Linked DNA regions of Homo sapiens: region 2 is linked to region 1. A link is a contact called in ENCODE Hi-C data. All regions are on one chromosome and are shown on one strand. The core of a region is the stretch at or near the end of the contact, and the rest is flanking DNA. Distances in the headings are between cores, read along the strand shown. Region 1 holds the start of ZMAT3 (zinc finger matrin-type 3). Region 2 has its middle 20 kb from the start of LINC01206.

What was found. Hi-C counts contacts between places; a loop is a spot of excess contacts on that map. Pooled maps may share reads with other maps.
Region 2: a loop to region 1 is called in a map with no recorded cell type, with 8 times the contacts of the local background. The contact joins the enhancer-like site here to the promoter of ZMAT3 in region 1. A Hi-C loop is called at or near these places in 2 of 37 single-sample maps with no recorded cell type and 2 of 50 pooled maps.

The regions. Positions count from the first base shown.
Region 1 is chr3:179,067,084-179,074,900 of GRCh38, reverse strand. ZMAT3 (zinc finger matrin-type 3) reads left to right here and starts at 3,092. Exons shown (of 6, transcript NM_022470.4): 1 at 3,092-3,306; 2 at 7,092-7,418. The coding sequence starts at 7,149. RefSeq lists silencers at 2,666-3,075, 3,216-3,365.
Region 2 is chr3:181,928,861-181,936,677 of GRCh38, reverse strand. No RefSeq gene overlaps it. Among named protein-coding and RNA genes, the nearest start is that of LINC01206, 20 kb to the left of the region's middle. Within about 2 kb of position 4,402, at least 2 of the 41 ENCODE cell types and tissues checked have a DNase peak (open chromatin) inside an H3K27ac peak, as active enhancers do.

The DNA of each region.
Region 1 (7,817 bases), core at 1,843-4,342:
AGAGGAAGTAGACATCAGTGCAAACACGCCTTGGCTTTGACCTCAATAGGCGATGTCTATTTTTTCTCTGCTATCAGATCAGTGCTCTGTTCATTCAGTTCTATCCTTCCCCTTTCCGACCTGTAGGCTCATCAGCCCCCTACAGCTGTCAGCTCCCTTGAATAGTCTCTAATGCCATAAATACTAAAAAAAAAAAAAAAAAAAGTTTAGGGGCATTCCTCTGGCTGAAACAGTTCAGGCTAACATCCTACTCTCTTTTGACTTATTGAGGCAAAACCCTAGACCTTGATTGCTTTTCTGATCCCCACTGGGAATAGAGCTCAGATGCCCCCAATCTCTAGATCTTCACACATGTGGGAATTGTATTATTTCTAGCTCCACAGTTTCTTTCAAAGGAATCCCAACGACTGGGTGTGTGTGGCTGGTGGGTGGGTGGGGATTTATAGGCCTTTCTTTGGGACATACACCAATATCTCTGGGGAGAGAAAATTGGTTCCCCCATCTTTGTGGCAGATTGCATTATTGTTTACAATTAACCACACAACCCCCACTCCAAAAAAATTACAATCCATGCCCATTGCCATGTGATTTGCCTATGAAAGAAGTAGACTTCTCCACTTACTTGGGGTTTGGCCATATGAAAGACCTTGGCCAATGGGATTTGAGTAGACATGTCATGAGACATTAGAGAAGCAGCTTTAAGAGGCTTCACAAGTTTCTAACAGCTTTCTGGCTCTTCCCATCTCCCTTGAGAATTGCCAAGTTCTACATAGGGGCAGCTTCTTCAGCTTGGGCACTGGATTGAGGAGACCCATGGAGCAGAACCTCAGCTGACCCAGCATGTAATACAAATAAGAAATAAACCTTTGTGGCCATCAGCCATTTTTTTTTTTTTCAACCGCAAAAGTGATGAATATATTGTTTGTGGCTTTTTTTCCTTTCACCTCATGTGCTGAAACTCATGAAGTCCAGCCAATTCTAAACTACAAACTCTGACTTATGAGACTACTGTCACTGCCATGAGCTTCAAATATCTATTACACAAGCATCAGATTTGCCTTTTCTTTCTCCCCGAGGCAGGGAAGGAAATGCCCTAGCTGTCTGAGAAGAGTATGTGAGCAGAGAACATGGAATTGTTCAGATTTTCATCCTGATGGACAAGAACACATCAAACTATCAAACATAAAACTTGAAAACTCCAAGACATTTATCCTTCCTGGACTCAAGGTATTTACAGGGCAGAGGAAATATCTCTTAAGTAATTATAATGTGGGACAACAAATAGTGTGTCATCAAGGTGTGCGGAGAAAAGTGCTGTGGGACCTCATGAAAGAAGAGGCCTGGAAGGACAGGTAGGATTTGACAATTCAAGGGGAGGGGAGAGAAAGCATTTTGTATTCAAGATGCAGACAGAGCTAAATTACAGAGGCAGGAAATGAAGGGGCATGGATGGGGGTGTGAGTGAAATGATGAGGGGAGACTGGTGGAAGGTCAGATCGGAAAGGCTCCGCAAGGCCTACTTGTGGTCCTAGATAAGGAGTGTGGACTGTGAAGTTCTAAGACTGGCTAAAGACCATATAGAAAAGGGGCTGGAGAGTGGATTTTAGCAGCATTTATTATTTTAGAAACAATATAGCCCTTTAAAATAGTGACACATAAAGTAAATGTACCTATACAGCTGGAAAAACAATTCAGGTGATGGATTACTCTCCCCAAATGGCTGGTGTACACTGTGTGTATATGTTTGTACTTCATATTCATTGTACTTATGAAGTCTTTTATGGTTTGTTGTTGTTGGTATTGGATTGGTGCATTTTTCAGCCAAAGAAACAGCCTTGATTTCCTGCAGTTGTTTCCCTACTAATAGGGCACATCTTACTATACTTAGATCTCCTTGGCATTTTAATTCGTGTTTTAAAAAATAACCACACAATAATGCAAATGTACTTAATGCCACTGAACTGTACTTTTTTTTTTTTTTTTTTTGAGACGGAGTCTCGCTCTGTCACCCAGGCTGGAGTGCAGCGGCGCGATCTCGGCTCACTGCAAGCTCCGCCTCCCGGGTTCACGCCATTCTCCTGCCTCAGCCTCCCGAGTAGCTGGGACTACAGGCGCCCACCACCACGCCTGGCTAATATTTTTGTATTTTTAGTAGAGATTGGGTTTCACCGTGTTAGCCAGGATGGTCTCGATCTCCTGACCCCGTGATCCACCCGCCTCGGCCTCCCAAAGTGTTGGGATTACAGGCGTGAGCCACCGCGCCCGGCCTGTACTCTTAAAGTAGTATATTTGTTATCGTTTGCCACACACAAAAATAATACCCCAGCAGATCTTCATACGAGTTAATTTACGCTATAAGTTTAGAGCCGGAATTTCCTCAGCTCATCACTCAGTGTTAACATTGAAGATGTCCAGGTTGGTTATGAAGGATGTGACATCCTAGCGTTGGCCACTCTTTTCCTGGTCCTTCCTGTCTTGCAGGTGAGCCTCTGGGGGTCAGGAGAAAGTCTCCTCTATCTCCTGCTCACTTTCGTGTAGGGGAGGGAAGGTGTGTGTGTGGGTGGGTGGGGGCGTTTTGTGTGAGGGAGGCCGATACTGGGCAGGCAGCCACGCTCTTCTTCCTCCATCCTGGGGCGGAAGTGGGGAGAGCAGCAGTTTAAAGGTTCTGTTGCAGCAGTTTAAAGGATCCACTCAGCCGCCTTAACCGCCAACCAGCAGGCTAAGGGAGGAACAGAATGAACAATGTTTGGATCCCAATGACTGGAGATGAAAGTTGCAAAAGCTCTGCCCAGGCTTCTACCAAGGATTAACTTTCCAGGGCATCTGCTGAACTGCTCTTCGGGGCTGTCTGCTGAGATTGGCGGCGGGACCCTCCCGCCTCTCACTCGTGCCTTTGTTCCCCACGCCGGCCTAACCCCGCGCCCCTGCGCTCGCGGCCAGGGCACCTGACCCACGCGCCGCCCGCCGGGGATGCGGGAGCCGCCACTGCTACCGCTGCCACCGCTGCCGGGCCTGCTCCGCCAAGCACATGCGCAGTGGCGACGCCGAGCCGGCGCCCTCAGTCTCCTCCTCCACCGCCTCCCGGTTCCGCAGTCACTTCCTGCAGCTGTTTCCCTGTGGGTCGGGTTGGACTGACTTTTGACAGTCAGCCTTCGGCTGCGGAGGGGGCTCGGCGGCGGCCGGCGGAGAAAGTTGCTCCGAGAAGAGGCTGGGTCGAGCTGGGCCGAGCCGGGCGCGCAGGGCGGGCGTCGCGGGCGTCCCGGGCGGACGCGGCGCGGAGACTGCCGGCGCGTCCCGGGGGTTCCGGTAAGTGCGGGCGATTGGGAGCCGCGGAGCTTTCAGGACGAGCCCCTGGAGCGCCGGGGACTAGCGGTTCCTTTCCGATGCTCTTTCCATCTGCCCTCCACGTGACAGGGCTTGCGCTGCTTCTATTTATCAGTTTGCTTGTTTCAGGCATTTCACGTGGACCAGGTGGATCATCTGTGCGTGCAGCTGCCTTGGCCCTCTCAGTTGCCCCCGCCCCGTGGGAGTCGGGGGATTCCATCCTTCGTGATGGCATCCATACCGGGTTGAGGTGCGTGTGTGGGTTCGTGTGTATGCATGCACATCTTAGGAATGTAAGGTGGATGTGGGCGACGCTGAACTGTCTGTAGCTTTGATTCAAATCTGTAAACAGTTCTCTAGGATTAGGAACCGTCACAGCGGAGACTGAAAAACATTCGCCAATTCACCAAGGCCTCTTCCCCAGTTTTCTGCGTTCTTTTGAGCCTTCTTTATAGGATACACCTTGCCTCAAGTGATTATTATTATTATTTTTTTTAACTTTTCTCCCTCTCATTCCTTCTTGCTGCGTTCTGATGACCTCTGAGTAATGCTCGCTGCCTTTCCCTCATTTCCAGAATTCCCAATTACAGACTTACCTAGTTTGCTGAGGTGCTCCTAACCTGTTCCTTTATTCTATTCTCTTTCCTCTGTAGATTTCTCCAAATGAGACAAGAGATTGTCTTTAACACAGTATGTGAAGAGTAGGCCCCAGTCCAATCATTAAAACTAAGTATGCTATGACAATTAATTTTCTTTAAACAGGGTACCTTGTGAAGCTTTGATTTTCTTTAATGTCGTCTTAGCTCCTTTCCAAACCAGGACATTAACCAGCATAAATCCTTCATTTATGCCATCGCAAGCATCAAAGTGACTGGTTTTTAAGATTTGAAGAATATTTATGCCAGTCTTCAAATTAGTCCCTTTTAAACCAATGCAACAGTTGAACAGATCTGAGTTGCATGTTTTGGGTCTCTGTATTCCATCATTCATGCATTCACTGAAGACTTGGTTTTATTCATTTTAAGATTTATATTTTATACTAATTTTTGTTTGCAAATGTACTAATATTTGATGCAATTGTCATACATAGATTTTTTTGAGGAGTCGACATTGTGTTGATTGTTAAATATAACAAGAAATAAATTTGGGATATCAAGCTACTCTTTAAAAATTGTAAAGATCAAATGTGATAATGGGTAAATCTGTGTTTGGCAAGAATTTTTTCTTTAAATCAGGTAACTGTCACCTCTGGTAGGAGGCCTTTTGTGCCTCTGTTCTTTGAGAAGGATCTTTATTTTGAGGGAAACCTGTAGATAACACTGGGGGAGACACATGCTAGAATTTCCTCAAGTGAAAGTGAGCTTTCATAAAACAAGTCCAGACATGCCTAGGCAATTGGTAGCATTTGATTTTCTGTTTATATTGCTGATTTCCTTTATCCAGAGGTTTTGACACCCCCCCCCACCTTTTCACTAATGAACTAGCAGAATGTTTGTGGCAATTTGACATCAGTAGCTTTTCAACATTATGAATTATTATTATTAGGTAGTTAAACTTTTTAAAAGCTGTTCTTTGTCTACTTAGTTCCGTTTTCTAAAATGACCATATCTGTCTTTGCTTTCTGGACTATCTTTGCTTGATTCAATTAAGAGAAATAATACCATTACAGAGAACCTGACTTTTTAAATGTTAAAACTCTATATTGCTTTTCTTTTATGTTCCCAGAGATATGGGCAGTACACTTCTGCTTAAAAATTAAATAATATTATCATTTTTCTAAATTTTGTGATTAATGAGAAGTATTGTTAAATTCTATGACTAATACTTATGCACTTTGTCCTTAACTACATTATTTTCCCATCACGCTGATTTCCTTTGTTGCCTCCCCACCCCAAATTTCGTCTGAAAGTTGTTACTTGATTTTCAGGTGCTGTGTAGTTATCAAATATGGTAAAATAGACTTTAACTTTTCAAAATTTACTTGATTCATTTTAGTAATTCTATTATTGCCATAATGTACACATTTCCATTGCAGATGGAAAATTTCAGCAGCTTAAAATAGCCATATTCTATTGACCAAGAGAAGAGGTTTTAATAATACTGTATTGAGAGAGTGGAGGGAATTGTGGATTTTGAAATAAGGATTCTAATTTGGGTTAATTAGAATCTTGGGAACTCAAAGGGTGTACTGTGGTTCATTTTGAGACACTCAGGGTTAGACGGCGCCATCTGGGGGGGAGGCAGGAGACATTATGGATAAAGATTGAAGAGGGAGAGGAACATTTTGGGTCTTTTCTGAGGGAATTATAATAGAGACTATCAGTTATTTGTTAAGAAGGAGGAGGGAAATAGCCTCAAGATTGAGGAACTGGAATTATACTGTGGCTTATGGTGGTGTGATCCATTACTCCATTGGACATTTCCTTGATACCTTATTTTGTGTAGGTAATTTACCTAGAGAAGGAGGAAAAATTTGGGTTTTACAGGGGCTGATGAATATAATCTAAGGCTGTATGAGGCAGGGCTGTAAACTCAAGAGCTCACAGAGAACAGGCAAGTAACAAGTACAGGCAGCAGCTGAGTGGGGACTGAGGTGTCCCAGAGAAGGCAGGCCTCGCTAGAGGGCACAGTGCCTCTGAGCACTAACTAGCTAATTGCGTCCCATATAGGAATGTGGGCCAAGTGATGCCAGATCATCCTTTTTCAAGAGAAGCCATGAATCTCTTGATTTTTAAATGCTAACAACTAATTCGACTTAAAAAAATGAAAACAAAACTGTATATTCCAAACAGCACATCTGTGGCTGTATGTGGCCCACAGGCTGTTTGCCACCTCTGCTATACATTTGCTCAACTACTTAAATATTGCTAGTTGATCAGAAGGAACATATTTTATTTATTTCTGTCATACTTTAGGCTACTCCTAGAGTTCCCTGAAATTTTAGCTAGTTCTATAAGTGCTTTAAGAATTCTGCAAGATGATATTCTTTTATACACTCTTTTTGATATTGGTTGGTTGGAAGATATGTTTGCTAAGATTTTTAGCTGGTGGTCTTTTTTTTTTTTGAGTCACAGTCTTGCTCTGTCACCCAGGCTGGAGTGCAATGGCACGATCTCGGCTCACGACCACCTCTGCCTCCCCGGTTCAAGCGATTCTCCTGCCTCAGCCTCCTGAGTAGCTGGGATTACAGGCACTCGCCACCACACCTGGCTAATTTTTGTATTTTTAGTAGAGACGGGGTTTCACCATGTTGTCTTGAACAGGCTGGTCTCGAACTCCTGACCTCAGGTGATCTGCCCACCTTGGCCTCCCAAAATGCTGGGATTACAGGCGTGAGCCACCACACCTGGACAGCTCGTGGTGTTTTTGTCTGTGCATGATTATCATTAAGAGTGTTTAAGTGTAAGTGTGCCTGAGGGAAGGGGTCTGGACTAGGTGACATTTGATGTCCATTTCAGCCATGTGACTTTTAGATTTAGCCGTGGATGCAATGCTGTTAATGTTCACGGGCCAAAGGGATAGCAGTTGGAACTGTGCCAAGCAAAATAAAGCCAAATCTATAAAGCCATTCTCAGTGGAAGAGCACCGTGTTAACATGAATTAACAGGCAGGGGAAGTCTGCTAAATGAGGCCAAAGGAAAGAAGTCCCAAAGATGGGTTTGGAGAAGTAGAAGAAAGGGTCAGATTATGTTGTCATTTACATGTTATCTTGCTGAAGTCTGATTTTCAAGTGAGTTTTTTTTTCTGTTTTTTTGCTGTTGATTCAGATTTGAAGACCTTGCTTCTCATCACCCACTGGATTATGCCCCAGGCTTCCCTACCCAATGATCCTCTTGCAACACGCCGTGCTTCCTCCACCTAAGCAGCCCTCACCCTCGCCTCCTATGTCAGTGGCCACCAGGTCTACAGGAACCTTGCAGCTTCCACCACAGAAGCCTTTTGGGCAGGAGGCTTCCTTGCCTCTTGCAGGGGAAGAAGAGTTATCGAAGGGAGGGGAGCAAGACTGTGCCCTGGAGGAGCTATGTAAGCCCCTGTACTGCAAACTCTGCAATGTCACCTTGAACTCTGCACAGCAAGCCCAGGCTCATTATCAGGTAAAGGGAGAAAAGAAAACCAGGCATTGAGTAGGGTGAACATTTCAGGGCTCTGGCTATTTAGCAGTTGTCTCTCCAGATATGACTGTGCCTGGAATACCAAGATGGCTTAGAGAACAACTAACTATGAATTTGTTTGATTAAAAGCCTTATGTTTTTACTTTAAAAATAAGTATCACTTTTTGTAGACTGGATCTCAACCTGTTACACTAAGCTGTGTGGCATGCGATAGCTTACCAGTCTTTGTAGGCAAATGTAAATGATCTATGCTGGCATCTGAACCTGTAGTCTTAAGAAGAACAAGTATTTAAACCACTATTTACCAGCCTGGGTGACAGAGCGAGACTTTGTCTCAGACAAACAAAAAAACCCATGATGTACCGAACTCAATTCAGTGTA
Region 2 (7,817 bases), core at 3,153-5,652, 2.9 Mb before region 1:
TATTGAGATGGAGTTTTGCTCTTGTTGCCCTGGCTGGAGTGCAATGGCATGATCTTGGCTCACTCGGCTTCCTGGGTTCAAGCGATTCTCCTGCCTCACCCTCCCTAGTAGCTGGGATTACAGGCATGCGCCACCATGCCTAGCTAATTTTGTATTTTTAGTAAAGACAGGGTTTCACCGTGTTGGTCAGGTTGGTCTCAAACTCCTGACCTCAGGTGATCTGCCCACCTCGACCTCCCAAAGTGCTGGGATTACAGGCGTGAGCCACTGCACCCGGCAATAGATACAATTTTTAAGAGATAAGCCAATTTTTAAAAGGCATACAACAGGTAAACTATTATTGAAAAAAAGGTGGTATATCACTCCTTATCAAATGAGTGTTACAGGCAGTAAGTATCATAGAACTTCAATGGAGAGACAGATTACTAGGTGAGCTACTAAATAATTACTATAATAATAATAATACCGCTTATGAAACCATAGCATGACCATATTAGATATATTTCTATTTATTGCTATTACCCTTATCGTATATACTCAAATTATTCCTATGTCTGCCAGCAGAGGCCTCTTCAAGTTGGCTCCTAAGTCCTGACAGAACCTCAGTAATCTCTGATAGCTGCCTTGTTTTCTAATATGACAAGATGTTCCAGGGTCATCTTGTACATTTCCTACTTTAGACCTGGAGTAGGACATTTCTCTCCAAAGAGCTCTGGTCTTCCATTTTACTGGGAAATTATATTTAGATACCATGGTATGAGCATGAGTGGTGCTTATTGCTACTGGGTTGATCATTTTTTTCTAGTGAACAGTGAACAGATAAAAGATATGTATATGTAACATATATGTGATACAGATATATAATGATAAAATACAAGTTTATGTTGATACTGTCAATACAGATTCAAGGTTTTTCTCAACTTCATTGATCTTGCATATTTGTCTTTTTTTAACTGAATATTCCAGTTGATACCAACATAATTATACAATAGTCTCAGAGTAGCAATACCAATACTACTACTGCTAATATAATTATTGAAAACAGTTATAATTATTGAAAATAATTCTCCTTAGAATATATGCCACTAAGAACACATAGACAAATAACTGTGTTGTAAAAGCCATTCGGAACGGTTTTCCTCTGTGAGATAATGCCATTCACTGGCTACACAGTGAGGTTCATTTGTTTCATTTTATTTTGCTTTTTAGGGATTGTATTTTAAAAATTAATTTTGTTTAGTAATTAAGTAGAATGTTAACTTGGTTCCAAAATCAAATCTATAAAGCAATATATATTTTAAAATTTCTGGCTATTGCCTCCCTTGCCTTAAATTTATCTTATGAATTGTATTTTTCTTGTTTTTATTTTTATTTTTAACCTCCCTCTCAGATGAGTTTTTGCTTGTTTTAATTTTAATATAATCAAACGGATATTATTAGGGTGATATGGTTTGGATTTGTGTCTCTGCCCAAATCTTATGTTGACTTGTAATCCCCAATTTTGGAAGAGGTGGAGGATGATTGGATCATGGGGGCAGATTTCCCCCTTGCTGTTCTCATGATATGAGTGAGTTCTCATGACATACGATTGTTTAAAAGTGTGTAGCACCTCCCCCTTCTCTCTCTTCATCCAGCTCTGGCCACATAAGACATGTCTACTTCCCCCTCCACCATTATTGTAAGTTTCCTGAGGCCTCCCCAGCCATACTTCCTGTACTGCCTACAGAATCATGAGCCAATTAAACCTCTTCTTTATAAATTACCCAGTCTGAAGTAGTTCTTTATAGCAGTGCGAGAAAGAACTAATATATAGGAAAATGGAAGCATTTAACTTAACAATATAACCTGGATATATTGATCATACCATAGTAGGAGGTAAAGATATCTTTCATTTATTTCCATAGCATCTTTCATAACTTTTTGTTTTCTCTTTAGTTAATGGTTCTCTCTTTTCATTTACCTTTTTGTTTCAGCTTGGTGTATTTTTATAGATATTTATCACCAATATATCTTCACACACTCTCCTATTGTCTCAATCTTTTCCAGTGTATTTAAGCACATCATGGATGCTATCAAGTTCATCTTAATTTCATTCTCTTAGAGCCTGCTGCCCGCTACAATCTGGATGGATAATTCCTGTGGCCTGCTGCACAGCTGTCATCCACCCTTTACAATCCCCCTTCACCATCATCCTTGGAACTTCCTCCTTTTCATTGAGTAAAATGTCCTGCTTACTGATTCCTTTGTCACTTTACTTCTTACTTTACTCTCTGATTCTGATAAAGCACAGCTAACTTCTTTAGCTTGATACTGTGATGAGGTTCATAACTCTTATTCACATTGCTTCATCTACCATCAACCAAAGATGGGGATATCACTGGAGCATCATTACCTGTCATTACTCATTGCGTCCCATGATGTCCTTTCATATGATTATTAAATCATGTAATGTATACAGTAGGTTTAAGAGCTTAATTAACCTTTGGCGATAACCAGATTCAATGAGGCCCTCAGTGTAGAGTATATATAAGAGGTAGATGCTTCTTAGCATATTAAAGGCTGATTCCCAGGACATTCGGGGATTAAATTTTAAGAACAAAGTTATTTTATCAGATAGAACAGATTCTGGGGTTTTTTCCTTTTTTTTTTTTTTTTGAGACAGAGTCTCACATTGTCACTCGGGCTGAAGTGCAATGGCACGATCTTGGCTCACTGCAACCTCCGCCTCCCGGGTTCAAGTGATTCTCCTGCCTCAGCCTGCTGAGTAGCCGGGATTACAGGGGCCCACCACCAGGCCTGCCTAATTTTTTTTTTGTATTTTGAGTAGAGTCGGGGTTTCACTATGTTGGCCGGGCTGGTCTTGAACTCCTGACCTCGTGATCTCCCCCCCCACCCACCCTTGGCCTAAAAAGTGGCGGGATTACAGGAGTGAGCCACCGCACCCAGACTTCCCCTCATTTTTAAAATCAGTAGGGAAGCATTAAAGGTCAATTCAGAGGTCATTAAAATTATATTTTTAAATAACAAGAAATATTAGTATCTAATTCTGTGGTTGTTTGCAAGATTATTTCTTTGAAATTTAAATGGAACTTCCTTTATACTTATTCACGCTCACACACACACAAACAAGTGCACACACAGGTGTGAGAAGCCCAATCACTCCAGGATTAGCTGTTCCTCAGAAAGCTCAGTAATGATCTGAAATCTGAAGCCCTACTTGAACTTTTCTACTAATTCAGTAATTACTGCTGTGCCTGAAATTGGCCCCTTTCCTGCAATTACTCAACATGCACTTTCAGTTAAAGAGGTTAACACCTGAATTTAGATTCTAATTAGCATGTAAGGTAGAATTTTTTGTTTAAAGCTTATTAAAATGGGGACTTTTCCCAGTGTAAGATTTCACTAGTCTATGCAGGCAAACACATGTTTTATAGATCAGCTTCTGATTATCTTAAAAGCAACAAAGGTCGGAGGGGAAACCAAGATCAACGTATCACCATTTAAGACACTAACCTCAGAATAAATCAAATTCAGTCAATAACTGAAGTTGTCAGGCTGGCCACTGTCAATACAAGGACCAGTGTTTCCAAATCCGCATTTAAATAAATGACTTCTCTCAAAAAAGATACCAATAACTCGAGATAAAAGCAAATTAATAGTGGTATCGGCTTTCAGAGCTATCTCCAGTTCCTTCCCCCAGTTTTCCTAATTACTAATATTTAAAAATCGCAATACCAAAAACTCAGAATTACATGGGGACAGAAGGTCTTCAATTTCTCAGGAAACAATTAATGTGAGTTTAACTTCAACCACAGGTGTGTCTTCAAGCTATCTATGTATCCTCTGCCACATCCCTAAGAAGCAGTCGCCCAATTATTTCTTGGGCACCTCCAGCAATGGGAAGCTTACTACCTCCTAAAGCAGCTCATTTTATTACCAGACACACCGGAAACAATGGCTCTATAATTGATGGATTATAAACACACTGAATTTAGGGGCATTCTCATCATTCAGTTGACTCACACTGTTTTCAGTACATACACTGTTTATTTCTTTCCCATCTTGCACTTATGCAATTGACTTTTTTGAATCTAAGTTCAAGAACTTAGATTTTTCTCTTTGGAATTTTCCTCTACTTCAGCTTAACTCCTATTCAGCCAATCAAGATGATTTGTGTTGACTGTGCTCTCTGGTTTCTTGTCATCTACAAATATAATAAGCATCCTATCCTTTGTTCCCGTTCAAGGATAAACTTAATATATAAGGTCTCCCAGCTTCTAACTTGACTCAGCCAACACTTCAATACAGAAATGAAACCCTTGTGACTTCCTCGTTGGCTATTCTGAGAATCATGTTATATTCACCGGCAAATCAAGAAGAAAAACTTGAAACAATACTTGTGTCTTCAAAAACAAGGGCAAAAAGATCAAGGAGTGGGAAGTGGTAAAACCACTTGTATTAGTTTGCTGGGAACTGCCATAACAAAGTACCACAGACTAGGTGGCTTAAACAACAGACATTTATTTTGTTACTATTCTGGGGGCTAGAAGAACGAGATCATGGTGTCGGTACTTGGTTTCTTCTGAAGCCTGTCTCTCCTTGGCTTGTAAATGACTGTGTTCTCCCCATGATCTTCCCCCTGTGCTTGTCTGTGTCTTAATCTCTTCTCTTCTTAAAAGGACACAAGTCATATTAAAGTAGAGCCCACCCTAATAAACTCATTTCAACTTAATTACCTCTTTAAAGGCCCTATCTCCAAACAAAGTCACATTCTGAGGTACTGGTGGCTAGGACTTTAACATGTGAATTTCGGGGGAATACAAATCAGTCAGAACATCACTTAGGAGACATTTTCTCTCTATGTTCTCAGCCATAGATTGCATATACTCCAAATATCAGTTTCTCTAAATGTTCATGTTTTATCTCACTAAATGTGTAATCTTATTTACTTAATGCACGTTTATTTTTACCTTTTTTTTTTTTTTTTTTTGAGACAGTCTTGCTCTGTCGCCCAGGCTGGAATGTAATGGCATGATCTCAGCTCACTACAACCTCCACCTCCCGGGTTCAAGCGATTTTCGTGCCTCAGGCTTCCAAGTAGCTGGGATTACAGGCATGCACCACCACACCTGGCTAATTTTTGTATTTTTACTAGAGACGGTATTTCTCAATGTTGGCCAGGCTGGTCTAAAACTCCTGGCCTCAAGTGATCACCCTGCCTAGGTCTCCCAAAATGCTGGGATTACAGTTGTGAACCACCACGCCCAGCCTATTTTCACATCTTTTTAGGGCCTTATGCCTACATTTCAGAATGTGCCTTCAAACAGGTTGAGGCCTAAATATGAACCACAGTGTTTAAGCTTTTTAAATGCTGCTGCCATTTCATAAAAATTGCCCTTTGCTGATGGGCTCATTTGCTGTAATAAATCATACTATAATATAAGCTATAGAGTGCGTAAGTATGTAAATATGCATACATTTCTAAAGTTACAGCATACTGCTTATATTCCTGCCACTATATCCAATTTCTCTTTGAAAGAATACAATATGAATGTATAAATAGCCTCAGTTACCTAGAAGCAGGTGTAATTAAGGGAATTTGGTTATTTGACCTCCAGGGAGGTCAATTACATGCCATAGACTTTGACCCAAATATTCATATCCCCCAATGTGTTTCATTACAGTGGAACCCTATTTTTGTACGAAGAAAGCTTGAGACCCACAGAAGTAAGGCTGTGGGAACATGTTAGAAAAGTGGATGTTGCCGGACATGGTGCCGGATCACGCCTGTAATCCCAGCACTTGGAAGGCTGAGGCAGGTGGATCACCTGAGGTCAGGAGTTCAGGACCATCCTGACCAACATGGCGAAACCCCATCTCTACTAAAAATACAAAATTAGCCAGGCATAGTGGCACATGCCTGTAATCCCAGCTACTTGGGAGGCTGAGGCAGGAGAATCACTTGAACCCAGGAGGCAGAAGTTGTAGTGAACCGAGATCACGTCATTGCACTCCAGCCTGGGTGATGGAGCAAGACTTCATCCAAAAAAAAAAAATAGCATAAAAGATGCCATGTTATTTCTAACAGCACCCATTTATTCTATAGAATAAGAAAACTTTTTACAGCACACTCCCTTTGTAGGTCCTGGAAAACAAGAGAATTAAAGTGAAATAAAATAAGTCCCTTTAAAAAATATTTTGCTGTTTTTCCCCAATAATAGAATAGAAATTTTATGAAAATCTTCAATTAACCTCAACCTCATACGGTAACAAGATGATTAAGGGCACAGACTATGTAGCCAAGCCACCCACATAAAACTCGGGTTCCTCTGCTTTTTAACTAAAAGGAACTAAGGGAAAGTTCCTTAAGCCTCACCAGCCTTACTCATAACAGGAGAGATAATATTAGTAACTACCACACAAGACTGTTAGGAAAATTAAACGAGATAGGCTCTTAGACAATACTTAGCATAAAGCAAGCATTGTATATATCTTAGCCATTATTATTTTTTGTTAATAGCATTAATACTCACAAAAACCTGTGGTGTGGCTTTGTTATCTCTACTTATACGAACATACACAAAAAAACAAGACTTGCCCGAGGTCGAACTGTTATTACATGACAGAATTGAGATTTTTTTCTAACTCCTGCTTTTTCTGTACCTCCTGCTATAAATGTAATCTTATGTGGAAATTGCTTGTTTCCCAGTGGCTAAGGGCACATAGCAGTGGGGAATTGGAATGTTCTTTAGAGAATTCTGTCATTATGCGGTTCTTTTCTCATACTAACGAATGTGGCAAATTCGGGCATAATCTGGGCAAACACCTGAAGTGAGGACAGATGAGGTATCAAGGGGGAAGTGAAGGCATCAGGCAGTTCCTGAAGTCCTCACATCAGTGGCACTGTGATTTTGAACCATCTGTTCGTGAACAGCAGGATGCCAGCCAGTGACAGGTTAGGTTAGGGCAACCGTCTTTCAGGGCAGAGGCCTTGTCTTCTCCAACTTTGTGACATGCCCAATAGTGCATAATAAATACTCATTAATAACTGTTTGCTAGACTGAGTTGTCTTGAACTAAATTGAATTGGCCAGACATCCTTACTGGTCTTGCTTGAGAAGCATAAAAGACCCCACCCCTGCCTACACATTCACACATGCCGAAGTAACTCATTTATTTATTTACTCATCAGATATTGAGTGCTTTCCACGGGAATACTAGACAATAAACAAAACAAGCAAGGTCCTACTATCATAGAGTTGAGTGTACGATGATGGAGGAGATGGATAATTAAGCAAGTAGTTACATACAGTCTGATGAGTGCTGGGGTAGAAGTGGGAGATGCCACTGGAACACTTGGCAGGGACACCTATATAAAATGGAAGTAGGGGGTGGGATGTCACAGGGTATGGGTCCATAGTGATGAGGCTGGAGGGCTAAGCAGGGCCTTGCAGGCCTTAGTAAGGATTTTGGGTTTTAGCAAGTGTAATAGAAGCTTTTAAATGTTTTTAAGCTTGATAGTGACATGTTCTGATTTGCATTTTGAAAAGGTCAATCAGGTCCCATTATGGAGGATGGACTTGACAAACACAGTCTGAAATGGGAAGATCACACTGTAACAGCAGTCTAGGCAAGAGGTGATGATAGCATAGGTTAGGGAAAGGAGAAAAGCAGAAAGTTTGTCCAAAAGCTCCTCCAGCTGAAAAACAACTTCAGCAAAGTTGCAGGATACAAAATCAATGTATAAAAATCACTAGCATTTGTATACACCAACAACAGCCAAACCGAGAGCCAAAATCGGGAATGCAATCCCATTCA